Regions from separate parts of the Homo sapiens genome. Here all the other regions are linked to region 3. A link is an interaction called in ENCODE POLR2A ChIA-PET data of the cell type or tissue named here. Cell type or tissue: GM12878. All regions are shown on one strand. Links, peaks and the distances in the headings refer to the core of each region. The heading gives the core; the rest is flanking DNA. Region 1 overlaps CLASP2 (cytoplasmic linker associated protein 2). Region 2 overlaps CLASP2 (cytoplasmic linker associated protein 2). Region 3 overlaps UBP1 (upstream binding protein 1). Region 4 overlaps PDCD6IP (programmed cell death 6 interacting protein).

What was found. Peaks named below come from ENCODE experiments on the same cell type or tissue, not always from the same donor. Only the 100,000 strongest peaks of a DNase experiment are listed, where the experiment ranks them.
Region 1: POLR2A ChIA-PET joins it to region 3 with 9 read pairs; 4 of 35 experiments call an interaction of 5 or more read pairs at or near these places.
Region 2: POLR2A ChIA-PET joins it to region 3 with 5 read pairs; 5 of 35 experiments call an interaction of 5 or more read pairs at or near these places.
Region 4: POLR2A ChIA-PET joins it to region 3 with 5 read pairs; 10 of 35 experiments call an interaction of 5 or more read pairs at or near these places.

The regions. Positions count from the first base shown.
Region 1 is chr3:33,656,463-33,661,462 of GRCh38, reverse strand. The region is part of intron 7 of CLASP2 (cytoplasmic linker associated protein 2); the gene reads left to right. Among named protein-coding and RNA genes, the nearest start is that of CLASP2, 59 kb to the left of the region's middle. RefSeq lists an enhancer at 2,047-2,096. In GM12878, for the core only: no CTCF peak of the experiment used is centred there; DNase peaks (open chromatin) are centred at 1,922 and 2,372; H3K4me3 peaks cover 2,127 bases; H3K27ac peaks cover 1,392 bases.
Region 2 is chr3:33,495,035-33,502,886 of GRCh38, reverse strand. It overlaps CLASP2 (cytoplasmic linker associated protein 2), which reads left to right. Exons shown (of 39, transcript NM_001365631.1): 38 at 1,119-1,235; 39 at 4,170-6,642. The coding sequence ends at 4,256. Among named protein-coding and RNA genes, the nearest start is that of UBP1, 59 kb to the right of the region's middle. In GM12878, for the core only: no CTCF peak of the experiment used is centred there; no DNase peak of the experiment used is centred there.
Region 3 is chr3:33,424,998-33,432,877 of GRCh38, reverse strand. It overlaps UBP1 (upstream binding protein 1), which reads left to right. Exons shown (of 16, transcript NM_014517.5): 2 at 7,137-7,288. Among named protein-coding and RNA genes, the nearest start is that of UBP1, 11 kb to the left of the region's middle. RefSeq lists an enhancer at 6,226-6,783. In GM12878, for the core only: no CTCF peak of the experiment used is centred there; no DNase peak of the experiment used is centred there; H3K4me3 peaks cover 1,846 bases; H3K27ac peaks cover 1,991 bases.
Region 4 is chr3:33,804,593-33,809,592 of GRCh38, reverse strand. The region is part of intron 1 of PDCD6IP (programmed cell death 6 interacting protein); the gene reads right to left. Among named protein-coding and RNA genes, the nearest start is that of PDCD6IP, 8.5 kb to the right of the region's middle. In GM12878, for the core only: no CTCF peak of the experiment used is centred there; no DNase peak of the experiment used is centred there.

The DNA of each region.
Region 1 (5,000 bases), core at 1-5,000, 230 kb before region 3:
ATCTCCACTGCTAATATCCTCTCTAAATCTCCTTTAGCTTTTGCCTGGACTACTTCTGTAGACTTCTGTTCCATGTTTGCCCCCAGGAATCCATTTGCTACTCAGAAATCATAGGGATCTTCTTAAAATGTAAATTAGATCATGTCACAACAGGAAGAAGATAATGAAATTTCTCCCCTTAAGGAGCCTATAATCTAGTGATGGAGATAGATCATAAACAAGTAAATAAATGGATATACAATGTGGTTACAGTTGGTAATGGAGGAAATATAACTACTCCTTGTTTAATGAGTTTAAATTATTCCTAAATACCCTGCTGCCAAGTGAAAGACCATTAGATGAAAAAATTATTTTCACCAGTGTTAATGAGAAAAATTACGGTGTGTTTCATCCCAGCCCATGATACTTGAGTAGTTTTCCCAGGTAGAAAAATATATCAATTGAATACTGAAAACAAATTTTTATAAGTAACAATTTGAAGGGAAATTGTACATGAAGTAATATCATGGAGTTTAATTCAACTTCTTCTTTATTTCTGCACAATTTTTCCCCACAAAATTTTCAGGCCTTTGTTGATTCATTTTTATTGCACACTAAAACTAAAACTAAAACTGTAAATAAAGTGATAGAAACAGGAAAACATTTTAGGACAGAGTAAAGGCTCGGCATGAAATCTTGTGGAAATAGTTCATGCACACAAAGAGCTGTTGAAGATACTACCTTTTCTCTCCCTCACTTGGTGCATTTATGCAAAATAAATTGTTTTGGGTCTGTCCAAAAATGGCACGCAATTCAAATTTGTTCCACCTGATATTCTGTGACCAGAAACTATTATGGTAAACAAAATTTTTTGGTGTGTCTTTGCCTGAAACCATAATAATGACACATCATACATCTTACAGCATATTGATTTAGAGTGTTTCGTGATGAAAAAAATCATTTTACTAAATACAAGAAACCAAAGGATTTGTTGTAAAGGTGATATAACTTTTTTATAGCTAAAAGTTGTCATCTGAACAGTCATTAAGTGAGTTATAGAGTATTTGATGGTTTTTTGAACTCAACTTGTTATATTGTAAAAGTAAGTTAGGCAGAGTCCCTAAATGCAGTAGAATTAGCTCTGCTGTTAGAAGAAAACTGGATTTAAAATCTGTCAGATCGTGACTAGAAGGAGGGAACACCAGCCCTGTAGGAAAGAAAAGACTGAAAGTTGGAGACCCCCTGCGATTATGGCAGGCGCTGGTGTCGTTATGGAGCTTTCTAGACAGTCTCCTGCACAAACCAAGGATGTAAACACTAACAGTGTTGGTGGCTGTAATTGCAAATCCTTTTCTCTTTCACTGTGAAAAAAACTATGCATAATTCTTATTTGTCGAGTGTGTGTTTAGGACCTAATGCAGTCTTGGCCATGCAATCATTAGTAAAGTATTTTCTGGCTTCTCTGTTTGAAACAGTTGCTAGGAAAAGAATTGTTCTTGGAGGCTGGCAATAAAATAAAACCTGGAAATGAGGCTTTGAAATTACCTTAATATTTGGCTTCTATGAGTCAATAAGATAACTTCCAGTCTAGTTTTGTATATTTTTATAACATACCCTTTGGTGAAAAGCAAAGCAGCTCTTTTCTTTGGTTGATTTTTAAAATGTATCTGTTTGTGATCATGAGCTCCAGGGCCTGCCTTCAGAGCTTGACAATGTGCTGATGGTTGTCAGCTTGGATAGAGGGTGCTCTGCGCCCCTGCAGCTGCGCATTGGCTAGGTTCTGTCTCCACCAGAAGTAAGCTTTGTTCCGTGTGGCCCTGCTGTCCGCGCACAGAGCAGCCTTTGATGGGCTGCCTTTGACGTGATTTGTTTACGGCAGCCAGAAATGCTTCCTGCATAATGAGAGCAGTTAATCATGGAAACTGGGCTATTCCTGTTTATGCACTTCTAGCAATCTTCTGTTGTAAATATTAAAAGGTAACGACAAAAGGATGAAAACCTTTTTAAAAAGGCGCAAATCAGTTAATCCATCAGATCATGTGATTGCTACTGATTACATGGATATCTTTAGGGAAGCAGAAAATGATTGCTGAACACATGCCTTGTGTTTTGATGATTGCATTAAAAGTCCCCCAGCGGGATGGCATTTATTGGCTCTCAGAGCTTTTCTTAGATTAAATTTCAGGCAGCCAGTACAAGGAGAAACATCATAACCTGTATCCAACAGCATATGTGCAGCTAAAGAGTAATCTTAATCAAGTCCTTCTAGGCTGTGCTAAATAAACGAGGGTTTTCAGCAAGACCCCAGACTTTTATTTTGAAGTGGAGTAGCAGCTGTTGGCTATTGCGGTGCAGAGCTGCAGCGAGGCCTGGGTCACACAGTGCTCCGGGTGTCTGCAGGCTGCAGGCCGAGCCCAGTGGCGCAGGCACTGAGCTGTACTTATTTGCTGTGCTATTTGACCTCTTGGTTTCAGAGAGCTCCCTGGACCATCTAATGGCTATGGGAGATGGTGAGTAAGATTTATTTTTCTTCTTTTGCTTGTGTTATACACTTCCTTTTAAGGTGACGATCATTTGCTGTGTAAGAAATATATTTCTCCCTAAAGAATGAAGGACACTTGTGTGTTTATGCATGTGTGTACACTTGTGTGTACATTTATGCATGTGTGTGCATGTCATTTGACATCTTTTTTCACTTGATGTGTCTGTGTGGGATCTGGCAAGCATGAGGTGACAATTTACCTTGCAACCCAAGCAAGCTTCAGTCTTGGTGGTAGATATGAAGGGATATTGGAAGAAACGTGGAATATGTGCAGAAGCTTAGAGGAAGAACATTGCCTTTGGAGGAATGACAGATTTTAGCAGGAAGATTTGACTAGCTAGCTTGATATCCTTCCTGTTGTATTTGACACAAGTAGAATTCTGTGGAAATAAAATATTTAAAGAAGCAAAATGGCTTGCCATGGGCATTATTTTAATTCATATGATTGTTAATTGTCAGTGTCCCAACATTTTTCTAGAAAATATTTAGCCTTTTAAGATTATGCACAGGGTATAATTTGATTAAAAATTGATTTTGCCAGTGTTTTAGTTTGGTAAGGATAATTTTAAAAACACATTATTTCTATAATGCCTTATTAGGCATTATAGTTCTCCAAAGCACTTTTGTATACTTAATATATATTAACTCCTCAGGTGTGAACAACTCTGTGAAGTGTTCAGAGTGTTTTGGTATTTCCATCTTACAGATTGGGAAACTGAGACCTGCTGAGACAATATGTCCCAGATCCAGGCACAGAAAGCAAACCAGTACCAAATCTAGGGTCCCAAATGTGTGTTTGGTATTTTCCATTATAACACTTAATACTTGAGCTTTTTTTCTTTTTTCATTACACCTTTTTTTGTTACGAGGCCTAGAGATATACTTTATAATCACATCAACATCACAGATATGTATGAAGGGAAACCTGAGGTTCCTCAAAAATGTTTTGAGTGTTTTTTTGCCAGGTTCTTAAGGAAGACTGGTCCATATATGGAGGTTTTAACTCTTAACAGTTTCAGCCTTCCTTTGACTATGTATGTAGTGAACTCTTCTAAGAAGTAATTCCCCTAGGGGCTATGAGAGATAGGATACAAATATATCAAAATGATGGTGTTGGTAGACAGTCATTTGAACTATTATGTACATTTAAATGGAAATCTGATAGAAAATTTGGTTTGGCATATCGTTATGATTTATTCCAAGAATTTATGTAACTATTTTATATGATCTTATGGAAATAAATGAGAAAATAATTTTTCAACTACCAATTTTTAAGACAAAAGCAGGATTAACAAATAAGTTCTCATATACTTAAGGGCATTGCCAAGTTTCTTCCTTTTTAAAAAAAAAAAACCAAACCTAATTTGTAGATAACCCTAAATGTTGCATTTGGTGTGGGCCATATCCAGATTTTATTTTATTTCTTAAACATTTTAGGTTCAATGGTTATAGTTTTATATTTACTTAGTTTTTCTTTTTTCAAATAATACATAACATTTGGACTGTTGAGGAATATATTAATTATTTTTAAAAAAGTAACAACCTCTGACAAAGATCAGAGGGTAACATTTCAGCTAATTCTCTTCTTCAAAAATATATACCTTTATAAAAAATTTAAACAATAAAGATATGTATATAGTGATAGGCTGTCTTGGGATTTATATAGTTCTTAACAGTTTGATATATACTCCTGCGTATTAGTCTTTGTCACATCCAGTGCACATACACTATACCAGAATCATGTAAACATATAAAACATGAACATATAAAACAAATGGATTATACTGCCCCTACCTGATGTTTTTTGTTTATTTACGAACTTACAAACTTTGTTTATTTACGAATATACAAATGTCATTTCCCTTTCAAAATTCAAACAATGAAGGTAAAGCAAAAATCCCTTCAAAACCACCTTCAAGCCCCGAGCCCAGGTGTAAACAGAGGAGAACACTTTTATTAATACGTAGCATGTCTTTTTCTACCTGTTACTGTGCCTTTACATACATACTAAATATCAAAGTATATGGTTTTGCTTTGACTGTGTTTACGTAAATGATACCATTCTGAATGTAATTTTGCCATTTGCTGTGTTTACTCAGTATGGGATGGAGCTTTTTAAAAAAATACTATCGTGTTATTTCGCATCATTTTTTAAAACGGTTGCATAGTATTCTATAATATGGACATATCATAACCATTTTGTCTTCTATAGAAATTTGTTTACTATATATAATTTTTCTAAATGGTTCTGAAATAAGCACCTTTGTACAAACTACATGTGTTTGTGTATATACACACAGATATATTTCTTAAAATAGTCTGGACGTGGAATTTCTGAATCAAAGTTTTCATTTATTTTAGAATTGTGTTAGGTATAGCTAATTTGCTCCAAAAGAGGCTTTACCACATACACTCCCACCAGTAGTGTCTGCTGTCCTACATTCTTTTCAGTTCTGGTTATTATTAAAATTTGTCTATC
Region 2 (7,852 bases), core at 1-5,000, 72 kb before region 3:
ATTTACATTATAATTGCAATTATATTAAAATGATGGAAAATAAAATTAACAGTTTGATTGCATGACTTAGGAATAATGTACTTCTTTTAGCTAGATATCTATTGATATTTTAATGTTTCTGCAGTTGTTTTAGAAAGATAAAATGATTAGGATTTTAGTGGAGATGAGCTCTATTTTTTCCCTGGAGTAAAATGTGCATATTCATTCAGATAATTCATTCAAAAATATTTCATGGATAAGATTGCTGTAGAGTATTGAAATAGAGTAAGTAGTGTGATCAAAAGCGTAAGTGGGAGAGATGGACAGAGAAAGGGAAGATGTTGGTCAAAAGGTACAAAGTTTCAGTTAAAGAGTATTAGGTTCTAGCTACGTATTACACAGCACAGTAACTAGTTAATAATGTATATTTCAAAGTAGCAATTATAAAAGAAAATGCATTTTAAATGTTACCACAAAGAAATGATAAGTATCTGAGGTGATGGATATGTTGATTAGCCTGATTTGGTCATTCCACAGTGTACATGTATTGAAACATCACATTATACCCCATAAATATATACAATTATTATTTGTCAATTAGAAACAAGTTAATTTTTTAAATAAAATTAGGTTATTAAAGGCACAGTAAAAGCATAGGGGAATAGTTTACATAGACTAGATTTATTAGAGAAAGTAATTGCAGGGATGGAACAGATGTAAAACTTAATCGGGCCTGGATTATGTGACTACCTTGAGCTACCAAACCAATGAATTTAGGTTTTATCGGATAGTGAGGAGTGCTGACTGCCTTAAAACCTAATGCTTTAGGAAAGTTAGTCTGGAGACTTTTTTCAGGGTGAATTGGCAAGTGAGCAGCCTCAGAGTCAGAGAAGTGCAGCTTTCCAGACTAAGTAAGAACCTGATATAGAGGGCTAACAGTGAGGGCGCAGTAGGGGAAGTGAAGGGAGAGAAGGGCATTGTCTATGCTTGAAAAGGTTAAAAAGTTAACTTTGATCTGCACTTTTCTCTCCTTAGTATGCTCGAGATTTCATCTTTCAGCTGCATCTTCTGACCCTGTTAAAAAGGGAGTACTAACAGTGGACTTCTCTGGAGTACTAACAGTGGACTTCTCTCCGTAGGGTTATGATAATTCAGAGAGCAGTGTTCGGAAAGCTTGTGTCTTCTGCCTGGTGGCTGTTCATGCGGTAATTGGTGATGAACTAAAACCACATCTCAGTCAACTTACTGGCAGTAAAGTAAGTAGTGCTGCTGTGTTTTAGAGATGGTGGCCATAGTACATCTTTCAAAACTTAGTTACATGTCTGTAACAGTAAGCTTTTTATTTGGCATTTAATAAGTCAGGCTTTGAGCATCCAACTTGCCCTTATTATTTCTGTTTTGTATTTTATCTTTTTCTACTCTAACATTTGTTAGATGTTCACTCAGGTGAAGTCAGCAGTTTGTTGGGGTGATGGGTAGGTTTCTGTGAGAGAAAATGCCTGCAGCTTCTGGTTATTTATAATAGTTAGCTGACTCCTTACCAAATCCCAGACCCAAATCTTTACCCCTGACCACTGTTTTATTAAGAATAAATAGACTGTTGTGGTTATATATATTAATGGATTACTGTATATCTCTCCAAATATAGAATACTTGCACATTTAAAAATTTTTCCCCTTAAGAACTATGATAATCAAATATTTGTTCTTCTCTTTCTATTATCCAAATTAATGTGCAACTTTAACTTGGTGTGTTAAAATAAAAGTTTTCTAATTCATTGTTCAGACTTAAAAAAATAAGTAAGTCTTGCCTTTCTCATTTGATTGCTACTACCAGTACTTTAAAATTCATTCTGCTAAGGTGGCCAGGCAAAGTGGTTCATACCCGTAATCCCATCACTTTGGGAGGCCGAGGTGGGAGGATCACTTGAGACCAGGAATTTGAGACCAGCCTGGGCAACATACTGAGAAGACCGTGTCTCTAATAATAAAAATGATAATAATTGTTTTGAATTAGAAGTTTGTTCTCAAGGGTGAAGATAACTTCTGATTGTTGAATCATGGCTTATGAACCATTTAGCAGAAAGCACTCACCGTCACTTAAAGAATTTCTGAAACCCTAAGGATTGTCTTACTGTGGTCAAATTTATCTTTTAATAGCAAAAAAGCAGAATATACATATAATGGAAAATGAGCCTAGGTAACACACTTTACATTAAGTTATAGATAGATTTAACAATAATTCTTAACTCGGGTTATAAACCACCTCGAGACTTAGGTAAAATCTCATCTTAAGAAAAATGCATTCAGATAAAACCATGAGAGACAAAGTTTTAAAAAAAATAGAAAAATGCACAATGGAAACAATTACATGTCGTTTCAGAGGGTTCTGTGATCCCGTGAATCCCATGGCTAGCAGGTTAAAAACTCTTGGATCAAAGAGTTAATGTTTAAAAAGCAAACCTTCCAAAACAATTAAAATTCAGCACTTTATCAGAACAGTAGGTAGCCAGTAATAATGTTACATGTGAAGACAGTAGGTAGGTGGAAAAAATATTTTGGAATAACGTTAGATGAAACAAGTAGGCCAGATGTGGTAGCTCCCACAGCACTTGGGAGGCCAAGGTGGGAGGATCACTTGACCTCAGGAGTTCAAGACCAGCCTGGTCAACATAGGAACACCCTGTCTCTACAAAAAAAGAAAAAAAATTAGCCAAGCATGGTTGCATGTGCCTGTGGTCCCAGCTACTTGGGAGGCTGAGGTGAAAGGATTGCCTGAGCCCAGGAGATTCAGGCTGCAGTGAGCCGTGATCACACCACTGCATTCCAGCCCAGGCAACAGAGCAAGACCCTGTATCAAAAAAAAAAAGTAGAACACAGAATTGTATATTTATTGATTACAAACTTCATAAAGTCATGATCTCATACAAAGACTGCAGAATGACACAGAGATATTTAAAACATTCTTGGTAGGATGACAGTGGCTTCATGGTCTAAGATCTTAGGTCCTGTAACCCAAATACCTGAATTCCTATTTTTGCCCACTTCTTACCCACCCCTGTGACCTCAGGCAGTAACTTAACCATTCTATATTGTTATTTCCTCATCTATAAAATATAAAGATAAAGATATAATGTAAAACAGCATATCGTGTAACACCTAGTACTCAATTGTTTGTTATTATTGCTTTAATGGTGACTTCTGAGTTTACTTTAATGTTATATTAGTCTGTTTTCATGCTGCTATAAAGAACTGCCCTAGGCCAGGTACGATGGCTCACAACTGTAATCCCAGCACTTTGGGATGCCGAGGTGGGTGGATCACAAGGTCAGGAGATCAAGACCATCCTGGCTAACACGGTGAAATCCCATCTCTACTAAAAATATAAAAAATTAGCCAGGCATGGTGACAGGCGCCTGTAGTCCCAGCTACTTGGGAGGCTGAGACAGGAGAATGGTGTGAACCTGGGAGGTGGAGCTTGCAGTGAGCTGAGATTGCGCCACTACACTCCAGCCTGGGTGACAGAGTGAGACTCCATCTCAAAAAAAAAAAAAAAGAACTGCCCTAGACTGAGTAATTCATAAAGAGATTTAATTGACTCACAGTTCCGCATGGCTGGAGAGGCTTCAGGAAACTTACAATCATGGCAGAAGGGTGAGCAAACATGTCCTTCTTCACATGATGGCAGGAAGGAGAAGAATGGGAGAGCTGCAGAGCGAAGCGGGCAAAAACCCCTCACAAAACCATCAGATTTTGTGAGAACTCACTATCACTAGAGCAGCACAGGGGAACTGCCCCCATGATTCAGTCACCTCCCACAAGGACCCTCCCCCAACACATGGGGATTACAATTCAAGATAAGATTTGAGTGGGAACACAGAGCTAGACCATATCAAAAGTTTTATATGTGATCCCTACAATATATTTTGAAAAGACATGATAAAATACTCTGTCATGAACAACTTTCAAGACTTAGAAACTTTTTTGACTTTTTATATTTTTTTCAGATGTGCTAGGCAAAAAAAAAATAATTTGTTATTCCTAATTATCAACAATAACTTGGGCATTATAATAACCCCCAGCCTAAAATCTATCTTTCAGAGCTCACATATATGTATATAATATTTTAATGAGTATCTTATAATTTGGAGCAGCTTGCTCAAATGACATTTATTTGGCTTGAATCTGCAGATGAAGCTACTGAATCTTTACATCAAACGTGCACAAACAGGTTCTGGAGGAGCTGATCCCACTACTGATGTTTCTGGACAAAGTTAGTGAAGCTCATCACAGCGAACCAGGTCTCTCAAAAGAAAGGACAGATAGACCACCCTCATCAATGAAAGGAAGTTCTCAAACACATCCTTTGGAACTTACTATTGTTTCCCAGTTTTAGTTTTTTGTTTCGTTTCGTTTTGTATTTTCTGTAACAGAGGACTATCCTCAGTCTGCATGTAACTTTTATGATAGTTATTCCAAATTCAAGAAGAAGCAGTATTAACATCAATTGATCGACACAAAGTAATTTTTAATTTAATTCATCATTTCACATGTTTGTACTTTGTCTTCCCATTAACCTTTGCCAGTGTTATGATTGTATAAATTTTTTTAAATGCTGGTTAAACAGGAATGCTTAAAGCTTTAAAAGTTTAACAGTCTAAAACATTTTTGCTTTTATTCAACTGCAGAATAATATTTTTATTGCTACTTTGAGTTTTGTTTCGTATCATGTCCTATGCTAGAAATATTTAAATGATGTGAAACAAAGCAGGACTAATTTGAACTACAGCTGGACTCCGTTTGTGTGATGGTGATACATGTCATTAGTTGCAACTTCTTTGGGGTGATCTATAGTTTGAAAACTAAAACCTCAAAGACAGATGTTACAGAATCAGCCAGTTCTGTAAAACTGATATTGTCTATTGGTTATTGATCTTGCCATCTTTATTTAAAACCATGTCCCTTCTATGATCCCTTAAGAAAGCTGCACCAAATCATCTGCCTGTTTTTTCTTGATACTTACTGAAATAGAAGGTTTTATTGCAGGGTTTATTTTGGTTTGTTTATATCTTTGTTGTGAATGATGCTTTTTTGTATTTATTAATATCAAATTCACTTATGAATAAACTTGATAATGGAAACGGACAAAAAAAATCAAGTGCGTGTGTGTCCTTGACCGTCTTCTGTTTCTCACGTAATAAACAAATTATCGAGACATGGGAGTGACCAGCACCTTTTCTTTAAATGGTGGAACCTGGTTTCCTTTTACCATGAAATTGTCTTACTTGAAAATATTGATCCTGATGAGAGAGAAGATGGTGCCAAGGCTGTCTTTGTATAATGGGCTCAAATTCTCTACCTCTTCAGGGCTAATACTTTTAACTGAGCTGCTGCCTATAGTGTCTTTTGGAAAACTACTTAAAGGGTGATTTTCTGTTACTTTTTAGCAAATTTTTTTAATCACCTCTTGCTACACCCATTCTTTTCATGTGCAGCCGACTCAAAAATTACCAGTTTTGGTGAAAGGCTAAATTAGATAATTTGGAACCAGGATACTAATGATTTCTCATCTTTACTTTTTTTTAATCCTAATATAAAGTGAATTTGATTGAAAAGGCAAATAGCTATTAGGGAAGCAGTTTGCCATTGTTGCAGAGTTATCTGTACTTTGTTTAACTGAAAAAAATGTAGAAATATATGTAAAGAATTTAAGACAAGAGTACTGAATGGATGATTTGTCATAGGCTTTCCCCTTTCTTTCTGTTCTAGCAGCAGGAAAAGTTTCTCTATATCCTCTCCCTCTACCTGTAACAATTTTGTTTTCTACTGTTAATTACATTGTGTATTTATAGTTCTATGCTTACTGTTGTGCATATACTGGCAATAAAACTGTACATAACATTACTTGAAAAAGTTAATAATGTATATCAGTTTTTCTGTCTCACTGTGTAACAAGTCACTCAGTTTTATTTTAACTTTAGACGGTCTTGTATCAGTGGTGGTCTCTTGAATTTTGTAAGTTCATCTGAGGAGAAAAGATTTTTCAGGTGTAGCTACCACAATCAAAGGTATATAGCTACATACGCATGTATATATTACAGCTTATCTGTAAGAAGAAAATGCATTTTAAACACAACTCTTCTCAGTAGCATTTTATGACCTTTGGATATGTTTGTAATCATTTCGAATCAAAATATTGATTTAATTTTGACCTCTGGTTTAAGATACTGCTTTAACTACTGTTGACAACCAAGTAGAGTGACTTAAGCTGAACAGTAACTAACTGGAAAATTAGATAAGCACCTGGCATCTAATGGCAGGCAGGCACTCAAGAAATGAATTAACTACATAATGGAAAAGTATGGTTTAATGTGTCCAAATGAAAGCTAGTAGATGTAAACATGGAAAAATTGTGTTTACAATTTTATAATCTCAGTTGATAAGACTATAAGAAAGCTGATTATTTAAATCACTATATACAATACACCCTTAATTTGTTCATTCCAGAAACATACTGAGATGTCAGCTACTTAAAAATGGTCACAAAAAGCTACTGTTTATATTTTTCCTCCTGCTATTCTCTCCCAAATTAATTATTAATAAGTGTTGTTCATTTACTGCACTGCTGAGAACTAATTAAAATTATATATTCCAGATTGTAAAACATGTTTATTTCTTCTGGGTTTCAAAATCTATAATATACTTCTGACATTTTCAAGTAACACGTGGTTTGAACCTGAGGCTTCAATTTTGTAGTTAATCTGCTGTGTTCCTTCATATTTTGTTCTTACAGACTTTAAGTCAAAATTACTTTTATTATTAAGTTATGTCTTACAGTAAAAGACTGGAATCTTACTGATAACATCATTGATAAGGCCAGGTCTATTTGTTAATTCAAATGTAGCTTATAATTGCTCAATTAGAATAGCATTTACAGTAAATAGAAATGATAATTAGCATATTACTCCATAATACATGAGGCTTTTTAAACTTAATTTTTTATATCTTTGCTTCTGGTATTAGTTTAATTCATTTTGTTGCAATTAGTACAGTTTTGCAGCCATATAAAAGGTTTGGAATTCCGTTGTTGAAAAAAAAAAAAGAGAAAGGCCGGGCACAGTGGCTCACACCTGTAATCCCAGCACTTTGTGAGGCCGAGGCGGGCAGATCACGAGGTCAGGAGATGGAGACCATCCTGGCTAACATGGTGAAACGCTGTCTCTACTAAAAATACAAAAAATTAACCAGGCGAGGTGACGGGCGCCTGTAATCCCAGCTACTCGGGAGGCTGAGGCAGGAGAACAGCGTGAACCTGGGAGGTGGAGCTTGCAGTGAGCCGAGATCACACCACTGCACTCCAGCCTGGGGGACAGAGCAAGACTCCATCTCAAAAAAAAAAAAAAAAAGAAAACCTATCAGTTAAAAAAATTATCCATCTTTATTGTAGGATATTTGGAAAATAATGAAAAACTGAAGAAGAAAAAAATTATTTTTAATATCACCACTAAAGATAATCTGTATTGCTTGCTGTTTTTTAGAATACTAAGATAATGAGTTTGATGTAATACTGAAAACTGAAAGGAAACATTAAATTTTGTTCACTGGAAGAGTGACAGGATTAGAATTAACTAACATTTTGAATACTTTTGTTCTGTGCATGTTATTTAACAATACTTTTGGGGGTTTTGTGGGGTGGGGTTTGTTTTTTGAGATGGAGTCTCACTGTCTCCCAGGCAGGGTGGAGTGCAATGATGCGATCTCAGCTCACTGCAACCTCAGCCTCCCAGGTTCAAGCAATTCTGCTTCAGCCTCCTGAGTAGCTGGGATTACAGGCGCATGCCACCACGCCTGGCTAATTTTTGTTTTAGTAGAGA
Region 3 (7,880 bases), core at 1,626-6,625:
ACAACCAGAGTACTATTGTCAAAATCAAGAAATTAGACTTGGTGCAATACTGTTATCTAAATTACAAAATTTATTTGGAATTCACAGTTGTCTCCCTTTTGTCCTTTCAGATTCCAATCCAGGATTCTGTATTGCATTTAGTTTTTGTGTCCTGTAACAATTTTTAGTTTTTCCTTCTTTTATGATTTTGACACTTCTGATGTGTAGTGGTTAAAACTGTTTTAGAAACATGTAATTTTTTGGTGTGGGTGGGGAATGCAAAGATGAGACACACTTGTGAATGCTATTTAGCCTTGAAAGGATCTCTTATTTTTAGCAGTGATTTTGAGTAGAGTAGGACCACAGTTGCTTGTATTTGTTTAGTTACTACTTTGTCTCAATTTATCTAAATATAAATAGGATGCTGTATATGTTGTAGTAACTTCATAATGTGAAAGTATCAAGAAATTTGAAAACATTAAAAAATTTATTTAGAATAACAATTACAAACCATTGTGTTTTAACCAAAAAATTTTTTTAAATTAAAAAACTTTGCCAAAACAGAGAACTTAGCCAGAAGAGGGTCACACTGTGTTACCCAGGCTGAAGTGCAGTGGTGCAATCATGGCTCACTGCAGCCTCGACTTCCTAGGCTCAGGTAATTCTCCTACCTCTGCCTCCCTAGTAGCTGAGTTTATGAGTATGCGCCACCATGCCTGGCTAATTTTTTTGCTATTTTTTGTAGAGACGGGGTTTCACCATGTTACCCAGGCTGGTCTCTGGGCTCAAGCAGTCCGCCTGTCTCGGCCTCCCAAAGTGTTGAGATTACAGGTGTGAGCCACTGCACCCAGCCAGTTTTAACTTTCTTTGGATGAGTAAATGTTTGACTATACATGTAATTTATTTAATGGATATGAGAGTATTCAGATTTTGTTAATAGTGGTTGGTTCATGACCTTGGCTGTCAAGTATGTCTTTCCTGCTGCTCTGTAGTTTATACCATAACATTCTCATCCATTTCCTCCCCTACTCATCTAGAAAGCTTAATGACACCTCCTCAGCCTCACAACTCATCCTTGCCATGCCTATTTTCAACTGATTCCCTTAGTTATTTACTGGGAAAATGGAGCTGTCTTTTTTCGTTTTTTTTTTTTTTCTTTGAGACGGAGTCTCACTCTGTCGCCCAGGCTGGAGTGCAGTGGCGCAATCTTGGCTTACTGCAACCTCTGCCTTCCAGATTCAAGCAATTCTCCTGCTTCAGCCTCCTGAGTAGCTGGGACTACAGACGTGTGCCACCATGCCCAGATAATTTTTTTGTAGTTTTTTAGTAGAGACAGGGTTTCACCATATTGGATAGGCTGGTCTTGAACTCCTGATGTAATGATCCGCCCGCCTCAGTCTCCCAAAGTGCTGGGATTACAGGTGTGAGCCACTGCACCCGGCGGAACTTTCATATGCTGTACTGGCTTGTGAGTTTTTCTATGGTGTATTTAGGTGTGTATTTCTTATTTATTCTGGTTTGGTCATTTGGGCTTCTTGAATCCATGAATTGGTATATTTCACCAGTTCTAGAATTTGCTCAGCCTTCCTGTCTTCAGTTTTTGCCCCTATTCCGTTCTTTGCTGAGACTTGAATTTAATGCAAAATCTTCTCACTTGGTCCCTTCTTAACTTCTTCATTTTCCTCTCTGTGCTGCTTTCTGAATAACTTCTTTTTACCTATATTCCAGCATTCCAGTCTCCTAATTCAGTCTTCACTTCTGTCTGAGCTGCTATTAAACCTGAGTTCTTAATTTGGACAGTTTTATTTTCCAGTTCTAGAAGTTCTTTTTGCTCTTTTTCAGTTTTGCTGTCCTTTAAAGTTTCCTGTTCCTTCCAGATACTTTCAGGCTTTTCTTTTATTTCTTTAAATAGAGTAAGTACGATTTTATAATTTGGATCTGATAATTCCAGCATCTGAAATCTCTGGTGGTCTGTGTCCAGTCAGGAAAATAGAAATCAGTGAGATGTCTCAAGCAGAGAGGGATTTAGTGAAGTATTTGATTGCAAAGGAGCTGGAAGGGTTGGAGGAGGAGGCCATGTTACCTGGTTGTTCTTGGGCTTGTTGCTGGAGGCATGGCTGCTGATCCCCTGAAATTTTCCGCAGCTGCATTCCGTGTGGTTGCCTGTTTTTGCATCTGGCTTTTCCCTTTCCCGCTCTTTCAATTTTCCGCCAGTGTTTGCCTTTGGAGAGCCTGACAAGACTGTCTAGCAAGAATTCTTCTATATGTAGTTTTCAGGCTTCTAACCTTCTGCAGTAGAGGCAGAAAAGATCTGAATACCAGCAGACAAAATCTGGAACTGGATATATGTCATCTGTTGTTTTTGCTGTTGGTTTTTGCTTCTAGAGTCTTGTTTGTCCTTTTATGCCTGGTTATTTTGGTGTACTGGCATTTCAGAATTACTTGGAATAATTTGATGCCTAAGTCTTTTCACTTGCTTGTCAGACCCCTGGGAGCCCTACCTGTCAGTGGTTCCCCGGACCAGGCTGGAGAAGCTAACCAGTACTTTCCCTTCACCCTTACCCTGAGCATCTAGTTGTTCTCATTCCAGTTTAATGTGGATGGCTGTATCCTACACCCACAAGGCCACTAAAACTACAGTACAGCTTTGCAGTTCTTTCCTCAGTTTGGGTAGGTAAAAGCCACTTTCAGTTCTAGGCTTGCTTGGACTTACTGCACTTTTTCAGATTTCAGCCTGTTTCTTTATCTTGTTAGTTCTTTAATACTTTCAAGAATATATGTGTTCTCTGACAACTTTTTTCCCCCCTATCCTCAGTGAGGGTGGATGGGGTATAGGTTCATTTAAATTACTTAGCCTGCCATTACTAAACAGTTCTCTATGTTGTTTTTTCTATTTTGTTTCTTTCATGTCTCTTTAGAATTCTCATTTAGCTTCCATATATGTTTTATCTATCTTGTCCTTAAGAAAAATTCAAATTTTCACTGTTTTTGAAAATCAGTACATTCACATAATTATTTTCAAAGGCTATGAGAGGGTGTACAGTGCAGTCTCTGCCTCACACTAGGGTCTTGCAGTCATTCATTTGTCCTCCCTGAAGGCAGCTTACATTGCTGGATTTTTAGATGTCCTAGTAGATTTTTATACTTCATTTGATCAAGCTTGTTGTGATTTCCAAGTCTTTTTTAGCATCCTGATTTTTGGTGCTAAGCTACATTAAAATTTACCAACATGTAGATCTTTCAGTTTTGCCTTCTAAAATGCATCATTTGGGCCTGGTGCAGTGGCTCATGCCTGTAATCCCAGCACTTTAGGAGGCCGAGGTGGGTGGATCACTTGAGGCCAGGAGTTCAAAATCAGCCTGGCCAACATGGGGAAACCCCACTCTACTAAAAATACAAACATTAGCCAGGCATGGTGGTACAAGCCTGTAATACTAGCTACTTGGGAGGTTGAGGTGGGAGGTTGAGGCTGTAGTGAGCCATGATCATGCCACTGCACTCCAGCCTGGGAGACAGAGCCAGACCCTGTCTTAAAAAAAAAAAAATAAAGAAACACCCTACTTTTAGTTCCGTTTAACATTCTGTCTTTAGTACTCAAAAGTCTGTTTCCATTTATGGGATTACAAAAACCATCAAGGTTTTAGGACTTTCAACATAGTAGAAATTATAATCTTGTCTGGAGACCTAGTTTTCAATCTTAATACTAATTGGTTGATTATTAATGCAGCAATCAGTTCATTGATTTAGCAAGTATTTGAGCTCCTTTGTGCTAGATGCTGGCATCAGTCATTGAAGAAACACGTATTTGGAGTTACGTGCTTATAGCAGATACAAAGTTAGTAAGTCATGTATATTTTTGGAAAGTGGTAAGAGCTGTGTATAGAGCTAGGGTAGGGAAATTGGGAGTGTGGGTGGGAGGACTCCAGTGTCATGTTGTCACTGAAAAGATGACATTTGAATGAAATGAGCCATTAGGATATCCAGTAGAAGAGTAGAATCAGGAGGCCGGGGTAGTTGGAGCAGGGGGAATGAGGGTGACGAGAAGAGGGGTTGAAGAGCAGGTTGCGTAGGGCTTTTTTTTTTTTTTTTTTGAGACGTAGGATTTCGTAAGGACTTTGGTTGAAAGTGAGCTGATGTAAGGATTCAGAGAATTGAAATGGTTTAACTTCTGTTTGAAAAGGATCACTGGTTGCTGTGTTGACTGGAAGGCATTTTCTTTCTAATTAAGTAAAAAATTAATTGGAAATTCAATAGCAAATAATCTTTACATGTTTATATGTTTGTTCAGGAGTCGTTTAGCACTTACCATGAGCATAGTATTTTCTGTGTGGATCATGGAGACTATAACCAAGTGAATAAAAAAGTGGTTGTCTTCTAGGATCTGAAGCATATAAAATTGTCTTCCATATGTGACAATTTATTAAAAAAAGCCATTCTCATGCAGTTATACATCTTATTTTGATGATCTGTATCTAATGATCAACCCAAGCAGTTAGCATTGAAATGTTAAAATTATTCCCTGTGTTATTTTTCGGTATAATTAATGGTTCTGAGTCACAACTCTCATTCTTGTTTTCTTTCTCTCTGAGAGGGTTTTAAATGCTTACATATACACAAAATGCAGTATATATTTTTATCTTCCCTGGAGCCAATTTGACTGTTATGACTGATTTTTATAAAGAGGTGATCTGATTCTTTTTTTTTTTTTTTTTTTTTTGAGATGGAATCTCGCTCTGTCACTGAGGCTGGAGTGCAGTGTCACGATCTCAGCTCACTGCAACCTCCGACTCCCAGGTTCAGGCAATTCTCTTGCCTCAGCCTTCCAAGTAGCTGGGACTACAGGCGTGCCCCACTACGCCCAGCTAATTTTTGTATTTTTAGTAGAGACGGGGTTTCCCCCGCCATGTCTCGAACTCCTGACCTCAGGTGATCACCCACCTCAGCCTTCCAAAGTGCTGGAATTATAGGTGTGAGTCACTGCTCCTGGCCTGAAGTCTTCTGAAAAGTTTTTATATCTGCCCCCAAGGCAGGAGCTTAGGTGGGGCAAAATCCCTAGGTCAAGGTGTTGAGAGAACTCTGTGGGAGTGTTGGGACCATTGCTAACCGTGTGATCCTTGGTTATTACTTGTGTACGTAGGAGTGTTTTGACAATTCCTGGGTATAAATAAGAGAGGGAGAATTAGTGGATAGTTAGTATCTTTGAAAATCAGCACAGTGCTTTAATAGAAATGCATGGGGGGAGTAGGGACTACTGGTGGGATAACGTTCTCTCCCAGGGTTTCCGTCCCATTTCACTTGTTTTCACATTCTGTTTTTGAATTGAATTGAATTGACCTGGCTACCCAAGTATCTTAGTGAACAGCTTGTAGGAAAAAAAGAGAAAATAAGCAGTTCAGACAAGTCCCTATTATTGGTGTTGATACAGTAGTTATTCATTTGATGTTTTGTTGTTGCTGTTATTATCATTTTACTTTTTATTGAAGAATGAGTATAGAAAAGTTAAGATACAAACGTACAGCTCAGATAATTATCTCAAAAACAAATAATCACCTTCCATACATTAATAGGGGAAATGTAAAATTATTGCAACCACTTTGAAAAACAGCTTGGCAGTTGCTCAGAAAGTTAAACAGAGGCGGGGCGTGATGGCTCACGCCTATAATCCCAGCACTTTGGGAGGCTGAGGCGGGCGGATCACTTGAGGCCAGGAGTTTGAGACTAGTCTGGCCTACATGGCGAAACCCTGTCTCTACTAAAAATACAATTACCTGGGTGTGGTGGCACATGCCTCTAATCCCAGCTACTTGGGAGGCGGAAGCATGAGAATGACTTGAGCCCAGGAGTCAGAGGTTGTGGTGAGCCAAGATACCACCACTGCACTCCAGCCTGGGTGACAAAGTGAGACTTTGTCTCCAATAAAATAAGTAAAATAAAGTTAAACAGAGTTACCATGTGATCCAGTAATTCCAGTTCCAGGTGTATACTTAGCAGAATTTATCTACACAAAAACATAGAAAAGTGTTCATAGCAGCATGATTCATAATTGCTAAAAAATGGAAACCACCCAGATGGCCATCATCTGAATGGATACAGAATACGGTATGCCTATACAATGGAATGGAGCCATTAAAAAGAATGAAGCATTGGTACATGTTAGAACACGGATGGTCCATGAAACATGCTAAGTGAAAGAAGCCAGTCACAAAAGACCACATAGTCATATGATTCCATTTAAATGTCCCAAATAGCAAATCCGTAGAGATAGAAAACAAATCAGTGGGTGCCAGGGGCTGAGTGGGTCTGGGATAGTATGGTGAGTGACTACTAATGGGTATGGGATTTCTTTTTGAGGGGAGAAAATATTTTGGAATTCAAGAATTAGATACTGATGATGTGAATATACTTAAAACCACTGAATTTCAGACTTTAAAAGGGTGACTTTATGATATGTAAATTATATTTCAATAAAGCTGTTAAAACCAAACAACATCCAATAAAAACAGTGTCCCAGAAGACCCCTCATCATTCTCCCAATCAGTGCCCCAGGTTATTCTTAGGGGGAGAATAGCAGCTGCTGCGACTGCTGCTGCTCCTGTTTACCTCTCAGTAGGAGCCATTGTTTTAGATTAGGCATGAAGCTTCATGTTCTTAACACTTGCCAAGGCACAGCAGGGAACTTTTTGTAAAACCCCATTTTAATCAGATGCTTCTTTGTAATTCTATGGTGTCAAGTGTGACCTACCTTTGGCAGCAGTATTATTTCTTGCCTTTCAAATCAAGTAGCTAGGTACTCTTGACTTGCTTTTTTTTTATAGAAAGAATCTGGACCTTAAAGTTTTAAAAGAAGTTTTTAAAGTGCTATATATATATATATATATATATATATATATATATATATATATTCAGAGCTGCCCTGCCGCCCTCCCCCACTTCCCACCCCGAGATAGGGGTTGTTAATGCCATCCTTTAGATGAACCACATAGCATTCATAGTTCTTTTATTCTACATATAATTTCTGATCTTAAAAAAAAAACTATCCCTAAATGTTTATATGCTTTTAAATATTTCAGACAAGATTGGGTGCATTCAGGATGATATGGCTGTAGACAAATATTTCAAACCCAAAGTAAGGTCAGTGTTGATTTTTTGCTTTTCAGTGATGTCTTGGCATTGCCCATTTTCAAGCAGGAAGATTCCAGCCTTCCATTGGATGGTGAAACAGAGCACCCACCCTTTCAGTATGTGATGTGTGCTGCAACGTCACCAGCAGTAAAACTGCATGATGAAACGCTTACTTATTTGAACCAAGGTTAGTGTGGTTATGTCACATTTGACATGTAAGAATTTACAGAAATACAAAATAATATTTTGGCATTGTAGCCTAGATTATTGGTAATAATTAAAAATTAGGTTCTTTTTCTTAAATTTTACAACTTAATGAAAATTGTAGGAATTTTACTGTGAGCAGCTGAAGTACAGTTTGTGTAAACTGATTTGCATTAAAGAGGGTCTGAGGAGGAAGATTTATTACAGGATTTTTAAGACATAATCCAAAGGACTAGCAAGTAGGAAAGGAAGTCAGTTATTTTTAGGGACAGTGATTTCAATATGGAACTTGAGAATGAATCAGAAGTCCAGCTAGCAAGGAACCTGGATTTTGAACATGAAGCAGTTCTGTGCTGAAAATAGACTTAAGCTGCACCAGGATGGAGTCTGTGGCTAAATAAACATCAAATTTTATCCCCTATATCTTGTTTGTAGTTTATGTCAGAGTGTTACATTTCAGTGATATGAAAGGGTTGGTGGGGAAGGAGGGAAAATAGAGATGTGGGGGTAGTTTACCTTTTTTTTTTTGAGACTGAGTTTTGCTCTATCGCCCAGGCTGGAGTGCAGTGGCGCAA
Region 4 (5,000 bases), core at 1-5,000, 380 kb before region 3:
TTATACAGGAGAATATCTTTGTACTCAGGAAATAAACTCTGAAGTATTAAGTACTGAAACCCTTTGGTGGATTCCCATTACACTTAAAATTACATCCAAAAATGTTGAAGGTCTTACAGGATATGGCTATCATCCAACTCTCCAGCCTCATCTCAGGATATTCACTATACATTCGAGTCACTAAATTATAGGCTCTCCTTGCTCAGGGCCTTCACTCTTTTTACCACCATTTCTCACTATTGTCTAGGCTGACATTGTTATCAAAGAAAGTTTTCCTCATTCATTCATTCAACAAATATATACTAAGAGCTTACTATGCACCAGTTTTAGGACATTAAGAATTTAGCAGTAAACATCTAAAAATCTGTGCTCTTGTGAAGCTTTTAGAGGGGAAGACAAAAAAGCAAAAATATTATATAGAAGACAGTGGTAAGTGCCATGGAGAATAAAGAGACAAGAGGAATAAAGTGAATATATGAGGAGAGGTAAGAAGGTTGTCGTTTTAAATAACATGGTCATTTGACTACATGAAAAAAAGTTTTAACTCTAAAACAGCATGACCATAAAAGGCATGAAAAAGGTGATGAGGTGAGCCAAGCAGATATCTGAGAATTTCCAATCTAGGGAAAATCAAGTGCCAATACCCTGGGACAAGAGGGTACTTAAGAATGTATCTGGCATGGCAAGGAGACCAATATGATCATAGAGTGAGCAAGGGAGAAAATAGTAAGTGATGAAGTCAAAGAAGTAATGATGCCTTGAGTGCAACTGTAAGACTTCTGAGTTTTACTATATAGTGTAAGAGTGTGAATCATCAAAAGGTTTGGACAAAACAGCAATATGACTTATTTTCATACAGTCACCATGACTGTTGTGTAGAAAACTGACTGCAGGTGTGCACGAGCAGAAGTAGAGAGATCAGTTAGGAAGCTACCGTAGTAATCCAGTCAAGAGATGATGCTAGCACGGATCAATGGAGTCCACGGTGGCAGCAGAAGTGATAAAGTTAATCTAGGCCAGGCGCTGTGGCTCATGCCTGTAATCCCAACACTTTGGGAGGCTGAGGTAGGAGGATCACCTGAGCCTAGGGGTTTGAGACCACCCTGGGCACATAGTGAGACCTCATCTTTACACATACATACACACGTCAGCCAGGTGTGGTGGTGGGCCTACAGTCCCCCAAAGGGACTATGCAGCGGGATAAGGTGGGAGGATCACTTGAGCCCAGGAGGTCAAGGCTGAAGTGAGCTGTGATCCCACCACTGTACTCCAGGATGGGCCATGGCGTGAAATCTTGTCTCAAAAAAATACAGTCAATGTAACCCCTTTTTAAAATTAGTTGCCCCTCCATTTATAATCTCTCAGGTCCCTGAACATTTTCTTCATAGGATTTAACACAATTTGTGATATATTATTGGTGGGATTATGTTTATTGTCTTTTCTCTCAAAGGATTCTAAATTCCATGAAAGCAAAGACTAGATCTATTTGCTCTCTGTTTTGTTGCTAGCCCCAAGCAAATGAATCGGTAAAATGCAAAGTTTTCTTCTATCTCTGAAAAATAAAACCTAAAATTCTGGTTTGTGAATGAACAGGAGCTATCAAAGAACAAGCCCATAAGAAGGGAACAGCAAGTGCTAAAGGTCTGAGGCAACAACGCCTAAAGGTGTGCTTGGCACAGCAAGGAGGCCAATATGGCTATAAAGCCAGGACTGGCAAACTTTTTCTGAACAGTGATATTCTAGACTCTGCTGGGAAAAAGGCTAAATCAAGCATATAATAAGTATGTAACTACTTATATAACAAGAGGAAAAACCCCTGCCCTGCCCTGTACCTTTTTTGCCTAGGTTGGGCCATCCCAAAATTGTGGCACACGGCTGCCCAGGTGCCATCCTGGAGACATTCTCCAAAGAAAAAGTACCTGTCTGATGGAAAGGAGCCATAGGGAGACAGGAGGAGTGACCAACATGGTCAGTTTTACTCTACCCCAATGAGATCAAAATTCTCAGGGAGAGTCTACTGTGGGCACCTGCCCCAGGGGGCCGTAGGTGAGATAATTTGCTGAGTCACCAATTTCCAGACTGAGATTATACCATTTAGTGCCAAGCCAACGCCAAGCAGAATATTTACTCTGGTGTAGGCAGCACCACAGTAAGTCTGGGCAGCAATAAAGCATGGCCACTGGCCAGGGTGACAGGAGCTAGAAGCAAAGGGGAGAATGGAACAGAGGCAAACAGCTAAGCTAGTTCTCCAACACTCACAATGCTAACCCACTGGAGTGGTGCTCACAGGCCATACAAAAACAGGCAGCTGAGCAGGCCTTATTTTGCTGACCCTTGCTATAAAGTAAACAAGGAAGGGAGTAGTAGGAAATGAGGTTACTTCCTCTGCAAATGGGTGAGGAAAAGAAGAATGGCTAAACTGAATGCACTAAAATTTTTATACCCATTCTCTTCACCCCAAAGTTTTTGAGGCCAACTAACAAAACCTGAGCTGTATGGGGGGAACAGGGCATTTATATCCTGTAACTGAATGATTAGAAGCTATGTGATGAAACCCTCAAAGTAAAATGGCTATCTTAGGACAGATTATAGAAGTTGAAATAAAAGTACAACAGGAGGGCAATCACTGGAAATCAACAATGTCTGATCAGCATGGAGAAAACCCCAACAAAATGAGAGAGATCAACAAATGCTTTACAAAAGAAAGCAGCCATTGCTAACTGCAGTTACCATGAGCAAAATCTGTTCCAGGAGATCCAACTACCATAAGCTACTCCTTCAATATAATTCCACAAGGTATTATCCCTCATAGTTCAGCCCAGATCACAAGCATCAAAGTTCTCTAGATAGGGAATCCACAGAAACAAGAGAATCTACCACACCCTTCTCTTTAACATTTAAGTACACTTTACTATAGCAGCAGACTCTAGCCTAGGATGTATCTCTAACAAAGTAGACCTAGGCTGCAAGTTTTGTATAAGTAGGCACAGGGAAAGCCAGTATGCTAAGCCAGGAGTTGGCAAAAACTAGCACATTGTGGAAAATAATGGTGCAAAAAAATTGGTGTCTTCATAGATTCTATTTTAGAAATAAGCGAATTTTTTTAACCAAAACTATAAAATCCCAAATATATTTAAAAGGTATAATGTCACAGTCTTTCAAGTCAGATAGCCCTGAGTTTGAATCCCAACTCTTAGCTATGTGATCATGAAAAAATTATTCAATTTCTCTGAACCTTTCCTAAAGAGTAATAATACCTCCTTTAAGCGTGAGGAATAAATGGTACTGTATATGAAGTGCTTAAAATAGTTCCTGGACACACAGGAGTACATGTATGACAAATGGTAGTTACAGATTACTGTTTTGCAACAATGGAGAAGTACTTATATATGTTCTCCAGTATTTTATAAAACTCAACCACTTTGGCACAAATATATAATAACTCAACTTAAAAATCTCATGGGGAAAAAGAAACTAGGAAATAAATACATTTCTTTGAAATACCACAAATAGGTACAGGACAAATTCCCATTAGAAATTCTAGTTTAGGCTGGGCACGGTGGCACACGCCTGTAATCCCAGCACTTTGGGAGGTCGAGACAGGCGGATCACAAGGTCAGGAGATCGACACCATCCTGGCTAACACGGTGAAACCCCGTCTCTACTAAAAACACAAAAAAATTAGCCGGGCGTAGTGGTGGGCGCCTGTAGTCCCAGCTACATGGTAGGCTGAGGCAGGAGAATGGCGTGAACCTGGGAGGTGGAGCTTGCAGTGAGCCAAGATCGCGCCACTGCACTCTAGCCTGGGCGACCGAGTGAGACTCCATCTCAAAAAACAAAAAAAGAAATTCTAGTTTAAAAAAAAAAAAAAATTGGCCAGGTATGGTGGCTCACACCTGTAATCCCAGCACTTGGGAGGCCAAGACAGGAGGACTGCTTGAGTTCAGGAGTTCAAGACCAGCCTGGACAACACAGCAAGACCTCCTCTCTACTAAAAATTTAATAATTAGCCAGGTATGGTAGTATGCACCCACTTGGGAGGTTGAAGTAGGATTGCTTGAGCCCAGGAGATCGAGGCTGCAGTAGGCTATTGTGGCGCCACTGTACTCCAGCCTGGGCAGCTGAGCAACTGAGCCAAGGCCCTGTCTTAAAAAAACAAAAATGTTAAAATTTTTAAATAAAGATTAAATTCTATATTTAATTTTTAAAAAGGAAAAAAAAATTTTTTTTTTTTTTTTGAGACAGAATCTCACTCTGTCGCCCAGGCTACAGTGCAGTGGTGTGATCTCGGCTCACTGCAACCTCCACCTTCCGGGTTCAAGCAATTCTCTGCCTCAGCCTCCCGAGCAGCTGCGATTACAGGCACCCGCCACCATGACCGGCTAACTTTTTGTATTTTTAGTAGAGACAGTGTTTCACCATTTTGGCCAGGCTAATCTCGAACTCCTGACCTCGTGATCCACCCGCCTCAGCCTCCCAAAGTGCTGGGATTACAGGCATGAGCCACCACACCCGGCCGGAAAAGAATTTTTTAATTTAAGGGGAAGGTGTGGGGATCAAGAACAACCAATCCACATGGCCAAAATAATACTGCAATGCTAATTCACACAACCCTATTCAGCTGCAATCTGTATTTAGGGATGTGCAACTCCAGACCACCAACTAGAGGATGAAACAAGAGAATCAGAAAAGCTGGGCCAGAGATATTGGCTGGAGTTCATAGATTCTTTGTGAACTTTATTTTCACACTTCTTTCTTCACCCAATTTAACACATGAAAAATCATTAATCAAGCACTACTGCAGCAGAGAGTATGGCAAAAAGTAACTAGCTGGGGAATCAAGAGGTCAGGATCTTAGTCCAGTTCTGCCATAAAGATAGCTTTGTGGGCTTAAATCTCCTGTGTAAAGCACCTCAGAAGATTCTTCTTACAGATACACAGAATGATGATAGTCCTGATAAGATTTACTAAACACCAGAAAAGTCAAAACACAGAAAAAC